2 separate regions of the Homo sapiens genome follow, and region 1 is linked to region 2. A link is a contact called in ENCODE Hi-C or POLR2A ChIA-PET data. All regions are on one chromosome and are shown on one strand. The core of a region is the stretch at or near the end of the contact, and the rest is flanking DNA. Distances in the headings are between cores, read along the strand shown. Region 1 overlaps MAST3 (microtubule associated serine/threonine kinase 3). Region 2 holds the start of BISPR (BST2 interferon stimulated positive regulator).

Evidence for each region. A loop is a pair of places that touch in the nucleus more often than their neighbours do. ChIA-PET counts read pairs that join two places held with the same protein, here RNA polymerase II (POLR2A). Pooled maps may share reads with other maps.
Region 1: a map with no recorded cell type shows a loop between it and region 2 (4-fold over the local background). The contact joins the enhancer-like site here to the promoter of BISPR in region 2. A Hi-C loop is called at or near these places in 2 of 37 single-sample maps with no recorded cell type and 4 of 50 pooled maps. POLR2A ChIA-PET finds 5 or more read pairs at or near these places in 1 of 52 experiments (GM12878).

The regions. Positions count from the first base shown.
Region 1 is chr19:18,099,916-18,106,703 of GRCh38, forward strand. The region is part of intron 1 of MAST3 (microtubule associated serine/threonine kinase 3); the gene reads left to right. Among named protein-coding and RNA genes, the nearest start is that of MAST3, 5.5 kb to the left of the region's middle. RefSeq lists a silencer at 4,474-4,583. Within about 2 kb of position 4,521, at least 23 of the 41 ENCODE cell types and tissues checked have a DNase peak (open chromatin) inside an H3K27ac peak, as active enhancers do; they include GM12878, where a contact is called at or near this core.
Region 2 is chr19:17,404,408-17,410,944 of GRCh38, forward strand. BISPR (BST2 interferon stimulated positive regulator) reads left to right here and starts at 1,279. Exons shown (of 4, transcript NR_130766.1): 1 at 1,279-1,364; 2 at 1,670-1,889. BST2 (bone marrow stromal cell antigen 2) reads right to left here and starts at 1,223. Exons shown (of 5, transcript NM_004335.4): 1 at 884-1,223; 2 at 1-30. The coding sequence starts at 1,168. It also overlaps a transcript of MVB12A not described here. RefSeq lists enhancers at 402-1,140, 1,125-1,184, 1,255-1,634, 1,825-1,884, 1,935-1,984 and 2 more.

The DNA of each region.
Region 1 (6,788 bases), core at 3,271-5,770, 700 kb after region 2:
ATGGAAGGTGCTGGAGCAGGAGAGGACATGCCCATATTGAGGGGCTGGGAAGACTCCTCTGGAGGGCTAGGAGCAGGAGTGGGGGAATCAAAAAGGGCAGGAAGCCAGGAAGGAGCATGGAATGAAAGTCTAAGTGTACCAGGTGTGGTGGCTCATGACTGTAGTCCCAGCTACTCAAGGAGGCTGAGGCAGAAGGATCTCTCTCTCTCTCTCTTTTTTTTTTTTTTGAGAAAGAATCATGCTCTGTTACCCAGGCTGGAGTCCAGTGGCGCAATCTCGGCTCACTGCAACCTCCACCTCCCGGGTTCAAGTAATTCTCCCTGCCTCAGCCTCCCGAGTAGCTGGGATTACAGGCACATGTCACCACGCCCGGCTAATTTTTGTATTTTTAGTAGAGACGGGGTTTCGCCATGTTGGCCAGGCTGGTATCAAACTCCTGATCTCAGGTGATCCGCCCACCTCGGCCTCCCAAAGTGCTAGAATTACAGGCGTGAGCCACCGCGCCCAGCCAAGAAGGATCTCTTGAGCCCAGGAGTTTGAGGCTATAGTGAGCCATGATCACGAGACCCTATCTCAAAAATAAAAATAAAGGTCCAAGTGGAAGAAGATTAAAATAATAATAAAATAATAGTAAAGTGGGAATAACCGTTCATATTAACAGGCTAAGCCCTCTCATGCATTCAATTCTCCCAACAGCCCGAGTGGTCAGTGCTATTATTAGTTCCACTTTTCAAAGGAAGAAACTGAGGCCCAAAGAGGGAAGTACCCACCAGGAAGCCAGAGAAATTCTAACCAATCTGGCACGTGAAGGTGTTGTCTTCATCAGCCCCAGTTTGGGGTCTCTTTTGACTGGAAACCTTGTTAATGGTCCAGGAGCACCCCAGCCAATCAGGGGGTAGATCGCTGATGCGAGCCAATCAGATTTCCTGGAGGCCAAAGGCCAAAGAGTCCATTCACAAACGGGTGCTGACCGGCCAATCCAGACGCATAGCCCAGGGCGTCCTCTCCGGTGGTGACAATGTGAGGCGTGCTGTTGGCTGTGTGCAGGAAAGGTCTGAAAAAGGATCCGGCCTGGCCCGCGGGCGGCCAGTTTGCGACAGCCCTGGGTCCAGGGAGGAGGTGGAGACCTTCCCAATTTGGGTTAAACTCAGCCTCACGCATAACGTGTGCAGGCACCGGGTAACGTGAGCTGTTATTACTACTACTACTATTATCTTATTACATTTATCATCTCCTACTTGGACCTTTGCTTTACACATGACCGAATTTCAAAACACCAGGTCCCACAAACAGAGCATCCCCCGGCAGAGAAGGGCTAGAGCCTGTATCTGGACTTTTGTCTCTGCCGCTACTGGGGTGGCTCCTCTAGGTTCAGCCCTCCAAGGTGATCCTGCTTTCTCATGGACAGCTTCCACTTATTTTCCTCCTCCTCCTCCTCCTCCTCCTTCTCCTTCTCCTCCTCCTCCTCCTCCTCCTGGAAGCCCTGGGGCTGGTGCCATGTGGTCCATGCTGACTTCTCTCCCATTTAATTCCAGGGGCATCGAACTTCCAACCGGGCTTGGTGCCCAGCAGGCTGAGTCTCACCTCCCTTTGCACGTGCTGTTTGCTGGGCATGGACTGGTGTTTTCCATGTGCCTGCAGGCTTTGTTTGACACCCCCTACTCCAGGAAGCCCCTTAGCTCTCCTCTCTGTGTGCCTCCAACCCCTCTTCTCCCTTTGAGTCTCTCTTTTTTTAGACAGGATCTTGCCCTGTCGCCCAGGCTGGAGTGCGGTGGCCCAGGCTGGAGTGCAGTGGCGCCATCTTGGCTCACTGCAGGCTCCGTCACCTGGATACAAGCGATTCTCACAGCCTCAGCCTCCTGAGTAGCTGGATTACAGGCGAGCGCCACCACACCCGACTAATATAATTTTTATATTTTTTAGTAGAGATGGTGTTTCACCATGTTGGCCAGAATGGCCTCAAACTCTTTTTTTTTTTTTTTTTTTTTTTGAGACGGAGTCTTGCTCTGTCGCCCAGGCTGGAGTGCAGTGGCGTGATCTCCGCTCATTCCACCTCCCAGGTTCATGCCATTCTCCTGCCTCAGCCTCCCGAGTAGCTGGGACTACAGGCTCCTGCCACCACACCCGGCTAATTTTTTGTATTTTTAGCAGAGACGGGCTTTCACCGTGTTAGCCAGGATGGTCTCCATCTGCTGACTTCGTGATCCTCCCACCTCGGCCTCTCAAAGTGCTGAGATTACAGGTGTTAGCCACTGCGCCTGGCCTTTTTTTTTTGAAACGGAGTTTCACTCTTTCGCTCTTCTTGCCCAGGCTGGAGTGCAATGGCACGATCTCGGCTCACCGCAACCTCTGCCCCCGAGTTCAAGCGATTCTCCTGCCTCAGCCTCCCAGGTAGCTGGGATTACAGGCATGCGCCACCACATCCTGCTAATTTTGTATTTTTAGTAGAGACGGGGTTTCTCCATGTTGGTCAGGCTGGTCTCGAACTCCTGACCTCAGGTGATCTGCCTGCCTCAGCCTCCCAAAGTCCTGGGATTACAGGCATGAGCCACTGCGCCCGGCCACCTTTTTTTTTTTTTTTTTTGAGACGGAGTCTCATTCTGTCACCCAGGCTGGAGTACAATGGTGTGGTCTTGGCTCACTGCAACCTCCGCCTCCGGGGTTCAAGGGATTCTCCTGCCTCGGCCTACCGAGTAGCTGGGACTACAGGCGCCTGCCACCACATCCAGCTAATTTTTGTATTTTAAGTAGAGACGGGGTTTCACTATGTTGGCCAGGCTGATCTTGAACTCCTGACCTTGTGATCCGCCCACCTTGGCCTCCCAGCGTGCTGGGATTACAGGCGTGAGCCACCGCACCTGGCTCAAACTCTTGATCTTAAGTGATCCTCCCGCCTCAGCCTCCCAAAGTGCTGGGATTACAGGCATGAGCCACAGCACCCAGCTGCTTCGGGTCTCTCTTAATCCCTCCAGTATGGGGGTGCTCCTGCTGTGCTATGTCTTCTCCAAAATGGGATTTCCTCAAGGTGGGGCTAAAGCTTGTTGGGGAGGCAGCATCCCCCAGCCTGGGCAAGCGCAGACGGGTATACCATAAATATTACCTTTAAAGGGCAGTTTCAGGGGGTCGGGGCCTCCCCAACCTCCACTCCTCTGGGTGGGAACCACTCCCAGGGGAACAGCAGGCACAGAGGGAGCTGTGGGTGGAAAGCAGATGGTGCGGGGACCGAAGGGTCCGGGAGTGGTGCCAGGAGAGTTCTGTGTGGTCCAGCTTCCCCGGGAGCCTTTGCAGGGAGCTGCCGATTTTGCCTCACCTCTCTCTGCCACTTTAAAAAAACATCTTCAGGCCAGGCACAGTGGCTCATGCCTGTAATCCAGCGTTTTGGGAGGCCGAGATGGGAGGACTGCTTGAGGTCAGGAGGTCAAGACCAGCCAGACCAACATGGTGAAATCCTATCTCTACTAAAAATACAAAATCAGCCAAGCGTGGTGGTGGGCGCCTGTAATCCCAGCTTACTTGGGAGGCTGAGGCAGAAGAATCGCTTGAACCCAGGAGGTGGAGGTTGCAGTGAGACAAGATCGCACCATTGCCCTCCAGCCTGGGCGACAGAGCAAGTCTCCATCTGAAAACAAACAAACAAACAAAATATTCACATCTTTTTGTCTTTTGGAAGCAACTTTCAACTGGTGGTTATTATTCACGTCTTGATCATTGTCTTGACTCCCATCCATCCAAGTCTCCCCCAGCACCAGGCTCTGAGCTTGCTACTCATTGATTCCTCCAGGGACCCTATGTCACTGGGCCATTTTCCAAATGAGAAAACTGAGGCACAGAGGGGTTAAGTCACTTGTCGGGTCACACAGTGCAGGAGTGGGGGAGCCAGACTGGGAACCTAGGACTGTCAGAGTTTTGGAAGGAAATGCCTGGATGGGGTGCAAGTGGGACCCCCCACCAGGGTTCAAATCCCTCCCTGTTTCACGTGGGGTAGTGGAGGAAGTGGTATAAGATCCCACAACTGGCTGGGTGCAGTGGCTCATGCCTGTAATCCCAGCACTTTGGGAGGCCAAGGCAGGTGGATCACTTGAGACCAGGAGTTCAAGACCAGCCTGGGCAACATGGTGAAACCTCATCTCTATAAAAAATACAAAAATTAGCCGGGTGTGGTGGCACATGCCCACAATCCCAGCTACTCTGGAGGCGGAGGTTGCAGTGAGCCAAGATTGCACCACTGCATTCCAGTCTGGGCGACATAGCCAGACGCTGTCTCAAAAAAAAAAAAAAAAAAAAAAAAAAAAAAAAAAAAAAAATTCCCACAACTATTGGAAGGGGAAGAAGGAGACCCTAATGGCCACGGTGATGGTGGTGATGGTTCCATCACCATGACTGCTTGAACTAAACGCCGTGAGTTGTCTGTCCTCAGACATATTCAAGCAGTCAGAGAGACCTTCGAGGGGTAGATTATTCTCCTCCCATCGTGACAGCTTGGTTTTCTGAGCGCAGAGCAGCTGAAGTCAGGCCTGGGGTAACGCCACACCCCCGCGACCCTTCCCCGCCTCTCCCGGGAGACCTTGCCCTCCCAGCTGGGTCATCCGGCAGCCCAGCAGCTTCCGGCCCCCTCCAATTGGCTGTAGGGGCCGATGGCGTCACTGGTTGCTATGGCGAACACCCAGATCACGACGTGGGCAGCCTGGAGCCCACCAAAGTAAAAATAGTCGTGTGTCCCCAACGTGGCCGCCCTGATGTGTGTGGAGGGAGGGTGTCCTGAGACCCAGTTTCCTGCCTCTCACTCCACTAAGAGACGTGGGCAGCCGGCTTTCCTCTGCACCTAAGTTTCCCTGCCAGTAAAACAGCCCCTGCCCGCGGTTCGTAGGAGGTGGCTCAGTAAATGCAAGGACATTTACCAGGTATTATGACAGCTTCCATGGTCCCTTGCTGAGCTCAACAATAGTACAACAGCACACAACAGCAGCAATAGTAATGGCTGATCATGATTAACCCAGAACCCTCCTCACGTCATCTCCAGTTACAGATGGGGAAACTGAGGCACGGGGCATACAAATAATTTGCATGGCCAGGAAGAAACAGAGAATTGAACTGGACCCAGGTCTGGGTGTCCCCAGATTCTAAACTTGTGCCACATGGCATTTTGAGAATTTAATAAACCCTCGTGATTGACCGGGTGCGATGGCTTACACTGTAATCCCAGCCCTTTGGGAGGCTAAGGTGGATGGATCACTTGAGGTCAGGAGTTCGAGACCAGCCTGGGCAACATAGTGAAACCTCGTCTCTGCTAAATATACAAAAATTAGCCAGGCATGCTGGCACACACCTGTAACCCCAGTTACTTGGGAGGCTGAGTCAGGAGAATCGCTTGAACCCGAGAGGCAGAGGTTTCAGTGAGCCAAGACTGCACCACTGCACTCCAGCCTGGCGATACAGTGAGACTCCATCTAAACAAACAAACAAACAAACAAAAAACTGGTTTTTTGGCCAGGCATGGTGGCTTATGCCTGTAATCCCAGCATTTTGTAATCCCGGCATTTTGGGAGGCCAAAGTGGGTGGATCATCTGAGGTCAGGAGTTCAAGACTAGCCTGGGTAACATGGCAAAACCCTGTCTCTTCTAAAAAAAAAAAAAAAAGTCCCAGCTACTCTGGAGGTTGAGGCAGGAGAATCGCTTGAACCTGGGAGACAGAGGTTGCAGCGAGCCGAGATTGTGTCATTGCACTCCAGCCTGGGCAACAAGAGCAAAAGTCTGTCTCAAAAAAACAAAAACAACAACAAAAAAAAACCCTCTTGGGCAGCCCATGTCTGAGGATGGACTGTGAGGTCACAGTGGAACACAAGCTCACGGCTTTCTATCCTTCATGCGGTGAGGGCACCCAGAGTTGGTGCAGGTCAGTTTGCTGAGCTCTAAAAGGGTCTTCAAAAGGGAGTCACCCGTCAGCCGTCCTCCCCACGCCCCCACTGGTACCCAGGGCCCAAACCTGCATAGGCTTTGCAGCGAGTGAGGAGAGAATGGCGTTCAGACCTAGACCCAGGAGGAGAGGGACATCTGAGATGGGACAGGGAGAGGACAACTCAGGAATCTCTGTTTTCTCAACAGATTATTAGTTTTTAGCCACTACTGACATACTTCTTCATAAATACAACTAATTGGTAATTTTAAATAAAATTATTATTAATTTTTTTTAGACTTAGAGTCTTGCTCTGTCACCCAGACTAGAGTGCAATGGTATTATCATAGTTCACTGCAACCTCCAACTCCTGGGGTCAAGCAATCCTCCCACCTCAGTCTCCTGAGTAGCTGGGATTGCAGGCGTGCAACACCACACCTGGCTAATTTTTTTTTCTTTTTTGAGACGGAATCTCTCATTGTTGCCAGGCTAGAGTGCAATGGCACCATCTCAGCTCACTGCAAGCTCTGCCTCCCAGGTTCAAGCGATCCTCCCGAGTAGCTGGGGCTACAGGTGTGCAATACCACGCCCAGCTAATTTTTGTATTTTTAGTAGAGACAGGGTTTCACCATGTTGGCCAGGATGGTCTTGATCTCTTGACCTTGTGATCTGCCCGCCTTGGCCTCCCAAAGTACTGGGATTACAGGCATGAGCCACCGCACTTGGCCCTTCTTATTTATTTATTTATTTATTTATTTATTTATTTATTTATTTATTTTTGAGATGGAGTTTCGCTCTTGTTTCCCAGGCTGGAGTGCAATGGTGTGACCTCGGCTCACTGCAACCTCCGCCTCCCGGGTTCAAGCGATTCTCCTGCCTTAGTCTCCCAAGTAGC
Region 2 (6,537 bases), core at 29-2,528:
CTCTGCATCCAGGGAAGCCATTAGGGCCATCTAAGAAGAGTTAGAATCTGGGGTTTTGGCCTGGGGAGTTTGGCTGCTGCCCCTGGGACCTGGGCCTCCTCCCTAGGTCCTGGGGACAGAGGGGCTTAAATGCAAACCCCTTTCAGGTTTTCTTCCAACCCTCTCTGCACCATGGTCTCCAACCTTAAAGAACAGCCACAACCACACACTCTCCCAGGGCCACCCATAAGCATGTGGGTCCTCAAAATGGGAGTTTTGAGGCCACCCCACGTGGAAACTTGGAGGCTATCGATAACCAAAGTTTAGTGGACATTTCCAGATTGCCTGAGCAATGGCCCAAGAAAAGTTAGAGGGCCCTACCAAATCCAGAATGCAGTGGGATTTCCCCGCCCAAGTGACATGCCCAGCGAGAGTTTCAAGATCCCCCATATCAGGACCCAGGTGAATATTTCAGTTTCTTAGGGATGAAGTGAAAATTTCAAAAGCCCCCTTTTTCAGGGTCTGGTGAGGTCCCCCTTCAACCCTGAATAGGGATTTCTACTCCCCCAGGACTGGTGCCCACGAGGAGTTTCAAGGCCCCCGACACCAGTGCCCTGGAAAGAATTTATAAATTCACCTAAGTCCCAGGGGGATACTGAGGTCCCCGATTTGGGGGATCTGGAGAGTTTTAACACCCTGCCCCTACACCAGTGCCCTGGACTGGGTTAGGGGCCCACAAACCCTGGTAGGGGAACCTAGGTCCCTTGATGTGGGGGCCCAGGAGCAGTTTCAGGACCTCCCCTGCATCTCCCTGGAGACCCACCCTGGGTCAGATTTCTGGGGAGAGATTCTTGTCCCTCCCACCGCCTAGTACTAGGCCATCCAAAGGAGTTGAGGAGCTTACCACAGTGTGGTTGCAGGTGGCGGCCTGGGCCTCCACATCCTGAAAGCCCTTCTGGGCCTCGGTCAGCTCTTGTTGCAGGAGATGGGTGACATTGCGACACTCCATCACTGCCCGAAGGCCGTCCCGGCAGGCCTCGCTGTTGGCCTTGATGGTGAAGATAATCAAGGGCACCCCCAGAATCACGATGATCAGGAGCACCAGAATTCCTATCCCCAGCAGAAGCTTACAGCGCTTATCCCCGTCTTCCATGGGCACTCTGCAATAGTCATACGAAGTAGATGCCATCCAGATCTCCCCTTTAGAGTCTGGCCTGGAGTTAGGGGAGGGTGCTGGAATCTTCTACGGGCCACCCCTTTATTAGCATAGGAAACGTCCTGACCAATAGCAAGTTCCAGGAAGTGCTCTGACCAGCAGCTCTTGCATGAGGCACCTACAGGCAGAGGATTAATTAGGTTTTCAGTTTCAGTTTCCCAGAAAGGAGGTGGGCTTTTTTTTCACCCTGCTTTAAAAGCCCTTGGGCCCTTCCCAGCTGGGTGCCAGCCAACTGTGGCTGCCTGGGACACTCCATCTTAAGTCCCTGTGCCTCTGCTGTGTGTTACTGAGTGCCTAGGCCGTGCCAGCCTGTATTCATCTGTACTATGACCTGAAGAGGCAGAGGCCATCACTGTTGGTCCGGTCTCCACCTGGGGAAACTGAGGTTGCACAGTTGCGTGGTGGAGTGAGGGCAGGGCCTGGGTCTGGGGGCGGGGCCTGGGTCTGACCCCAGGGACTGGTTTTTGTGTTCAGGTGTCTCTGTGGTGACGAGCAGGGCTTCATCCAGTGCCTCTGTCCCCACCGAGGGGACTATGGGAGACATGGAGGGTGTGTGAGCAACAGGTGAGACTGGAGCCAGCTGAAAACTGGGAGACCGACCCAGCCAACAAACAATGTCGGTCTCTGTCTTGGCACCTGCAGGAAACAAGCTCCTACTTCCAGAAAAAGTGCTCCTGGGACTCCAGGATACCAGGTAAACTCTCTGAGCCTGTTTCTTCATCTGCAAAGGGGAATAACAGGGCCAGCCTCAGACACTGTCCATGTGGCCAAGAGAGCCAGGGCTTCCTACAGGAAATCAGGCCCATTATCGGCACCCAACTGCTGGGCATGACCGCTGAAAGGGGACTGCATGTTTTTCTTGTGGCTTCTTCAGCCACATCCTGACCACAGCCCAGATTCTGTTAGGTCTGCCATTTCCATGTTTTTTTTTCTTTTCAGCAGGGCCAGACAGTAGGCGAGGTCAAGTCCAGAGCCCAGGCCTCCCAGAAGGCCTGGGGAACTCCCCCCAGGCCCTGACTCCAACATCCCTCAGAAGGACCCCATTAAAGCCACTTAGAGCCAGGCATGGTGGTACATGCCTGTGGTCCCAGGCTGAGGCTGGGAGGCTGAGGCAGGAGGATCACTCGAGCCCAGGAGTTTGAGGCTGCAGCGAGCTATGATTGTGCCACGGCACTCAAGCCTGGGTGATAGAGTGGGATCCCATCTCTTAAACCAATAAACAAAAAAATCACTTAGAACCAAGAACCAATTAACAAGCTGTGGGAGATGATCTTGCTGAAAATTCTGAGGGTGAACTTGTCCCAGGAGGAGGGACCTACCAGCCTGGCCAGGACTCCAGGTGCAAAGACACGACCTTTGCCTGACTTATTTGACTAAGCTGACTTATTTGAGCAGCACTGTTCTGGCCTGCTAACTTTAGGGTTAGTTTGGGACCAGGTCGGAAATCACAATTGCATGAATTGCACATTGGAGGCCAGGGTGGTGCACCTCTGGGCAAATGAATTTCCTCTCTTAGCATTGATTTCCCCAGCTGTAAAATGTGGATAATAATAGATTGATGTCCTCTCTAAATTTTGCAGCTGTAAACAGTCCCAGCCCTGCAAACCGAAAGTTTGTTGCTCTTCCCTTTAAAATTACTGTAGGGACCAGCCCCACAGGGTCAGTGGGTCTCTCCCTGTGTGCGGCGACGAGAGAGTGTAGAAATAAAGACACAAGACGAAGAGATAAAAGAAAAGACAGCTGGGCCCGGGGGACCACTACCAGCAATGCGCGGAGACTGGTAGTGGCCCCGAATGTCTGGCTGTGCTGTTATTTATTGGATACAAAGCAAAAGGGGCAGGGTAAAGAGTGTGAGTCATCTCCAATGATAGGTAAGGTCACGTGGGTCACGTGTCCACTGGACAGGGGGCCCTTCCCTGCCTGGCAGCCGAGGCAGAGAGAGAGAGAGGGGACAGACAGAAAGACAGCTTATGCCATTATTTCTGCATATCAGAGACTTTTAGTACTTTCACTAAATGACTACTGCTATCTAGAAGGCAGAGCCAGGTGTACAGGATGGAACATGAAGGCGGACTAGGAGCGTGACCACTGAAGCACAGCATCACAGGGAGACGGTTAGGCTGCCAGATAACCGCGGGCGAGCCTGACTGATGTCAGGCCCTCCACAAGAGGTGGAGGAGCAGAGTCTTCTCCAAACTCCCCCAGGGAAAAGGAGCCTCCCTTTCCCGGTCTGCTAAGTAGTGGGTGTTGTTCCTTGACACTTTTCGCTACCGCTAGACCACTGTCCGCTCGGGCAACGGGCGTCTTCCCAGACGCTGGCGTCACCGCTAGACCAAGGAGCCCTTCTGCTGGCCCTGTCCGGGCATAACAGAAGGCTTGCACTCTTGTCTTCTGGTCACACCTCACTATGTCCCCTCAGCTCCTATCTCTGTATGGCCTGGTTTTTCCTAGGTTATGATTGTAGACCGAGGATTATTATACTATTGGGATAAAGAGTAATTACTACAAACTAATGATTAATGATATTCATATATCTCTAAGATCTATATTTGGTATAACTATTCTTGTTTTATATTTTATTATACTGGAACAGCTCGTGTCCTCAGTCTCTTGCCTTGGCACCTGGGTGGCTTGCCGCCCACAATTACAAATGGTGGGATGGGTGCAGTGGCTCATGCCTGCAATCCTAGTACTTTGGGAGGCTGAGATGGGAAGATTGCTTGAGGCCAGTAGTTCGAGACCAGCCTGGTCAACATAGAGAGATCCTATCCCTATTTAAAAATAAATATATATATATATTTTAAGTACATATATTTATTTTATTTTGTTTTAATTAATTAATTAATTAATTAATTTTTTTTGAGATGGAGTCTCGCTCTTGTTGCCCAGGCTGGAGTGCAGTGGCACGATCTTGGCTCACTGCAACCTCTGCCTCCGGAGTTCAAGCGATTCCCCTGCCTCAGCCTCCTGAGTAGCTGGGATTACAGGCGCCCACCGCCATGCCTGGCTTATTTTTGTACTTTTAGTAGAGACAGGGTTTTGCCATGTTGACCAGGCTGGTCTTGAACTCCTGACCTCAGGTGATCTGTCTGACTCAGCCTCCCAAAGTGCTGGGATTACAGGCGTGAGCCACTGCACCTGGCCTATATTTTATTTTATATTTTTAAATATATAATGTATTTTTATATATTGGTTGGTGCAAAAGTAATTGCGGTTTCTGCCATTACTTTTTTTTTTTTTTTTTTGAGAGGGAATCTCTCTCTGTCGCCCAGGCTGGAGTGCAGTGGTACGATCTCGATCACTACAACCTCTGCCTCCTGGGTTGAAGCGATTCTCCTGCCTCAGCCTCCTGAGTAGCTGGGACTACAGATGCCTGCCACCATGCCTGGCTACTTTTTGCATTTTTAGTAGAGATGGGGTTTCGCCATGTTGGCCAGGCTGGTCTCAAACTTCTGACCTCAGGTGATCCACCCAACTTGGACTCACCAAGTACTGGGATTACAAGCGTGAGCCACCGTGCCCGGCCTATATTTTATTTTATATTTTTAAATATATTCTCCCTCTGTCACCCAGGCTGGAGTGCAGTGGTGTAATCTCGGCTCACTGCAACCTCTGCCTCCTGGGTTGAAGTGATTCTTCTGCCTCAGCCTCCTGAGTAGCTGGGACTACAGATGCCTGCCACCATGCCCAGCTACTTTTTGTATTTTTAGGAGAGACGGGGTTTCGACATGTTGGCCAGGCTGGTCTCGAACTCCCGACCTCAAGGGATCCACCCGACTTGGCCTCCCAAAGTGCTGGGATTACAGGCATGAGCCACCGCTCCCAGCCTCTGCCATTACTTTTTTTTTTTTTTTTTTTTTTTTGAGATGGAATTTCACTCTTGTTACCCAGGGTGGAGTGCAATGATGCAATCTTAGCTCACCACAACCTCTGCCTCCTGGGTTCAAACAATTCTCCTGCCTCAGCCTCCCTAGTAGCTGGGATTACAGGCATGCGCCACCATGCCCGGCTAATTTTGTATTTTTAGTAGAGAGGTTTAGGTTTCTCCATGTTGGCCAGGCTGGTCTCAAACTCCCGACCTCAGGTGATCTGCCCGCCTCGGCCTCCCAAATTGCTGGGGTTACAGGCTTGAGCCACCGCACCCAGCCTTTTTTTGTTTTTTTCTTTGAGATGGAGTCTCGGTCTGTCTCTCAGGCTGGGGTGCATTGGCACGATCTCGTCTCACTGCAACCTCTGACCTCCGCCTCCTGGGTTCAAGCAATCCTGCTGCCTCAGTCTCCTGAGTAGCTGGGATTACAGGTACCCGCCACCACGCCCAGCTAATTTTTGTATTTTTAGTAGAGACGGGGTTTCACCATGTTACCCAGGCTGGTCTCGAACTCCTGACCTCATGATCCGTCCATCTCGGCCTCCCAAAGTACTGCGATTACAGCCATGAGCCACCACGCCCGGCCTTCCATTACTTTTAATGGCATTAATTAATTATGCTTACTAAAAGTTATGGCAGAAACCACAATTACTTTCGCAATAAAATTAGAAATGGAAACTGTTATGCTACCATTCTTTTTCTTTTTTTATTTTCTTTTGAGACAGAATCTTGTCCTGTTGCCCAGGCTGGAGCGCAGTGGTGCAATCATAGCTCACTGCAGCCTTGACCTCCTGGGCTCAAGCAATCCTCTCACCTCAGCCTCTGGCGTAGCTGGGACTATATGTGTGCACCACCACGCCCAGCTAATTTTTTATTTTTTGTAGAGATGGGGGTCTCAGTATGTTTCCCAGGCTGGTCTCAAACTCCTAGGCTCCAAAGATCCTCCTGCCTCAGCCCCCGCAAAGTGTTGGAATTACAGGAGTAAGCCACTGCACCCAGCCGCTAGCATTCTTTTGGTTTTAGCTTCATATATATATATATATATATATATATATATATACACACACACATATATATATACACACACATATATATACATATATATACATATATATATACACACATATATATATACACATATATATATATAATTATTATTATTTTAGAGAAACATTTCAGTTGGGAGCAGTGGTTCATGCCTGTAATCCCAGCACTTTGGAGGCTGAGGCGGGTGGATGACCTGACGTCAGGAGTTCGAGACCAGCCTGGCCAACATGGTGAAACCCTGTCTCTACTAAAAATACAAAAACTAGCCAGGCGTAGTGGCAGGTGCCTGTAATCCCAGCTACTCAGAAGGCTGAGGCAGAAGAATCGCTTGAACCCAGAGGCAGAGGTTGCAGTGCAGTGAGATCGCGCCACTGCACTTCAGCCTGGGCGACAGAGTGAGACTCTGTCTCAAAAAAAAAAAAAAAGA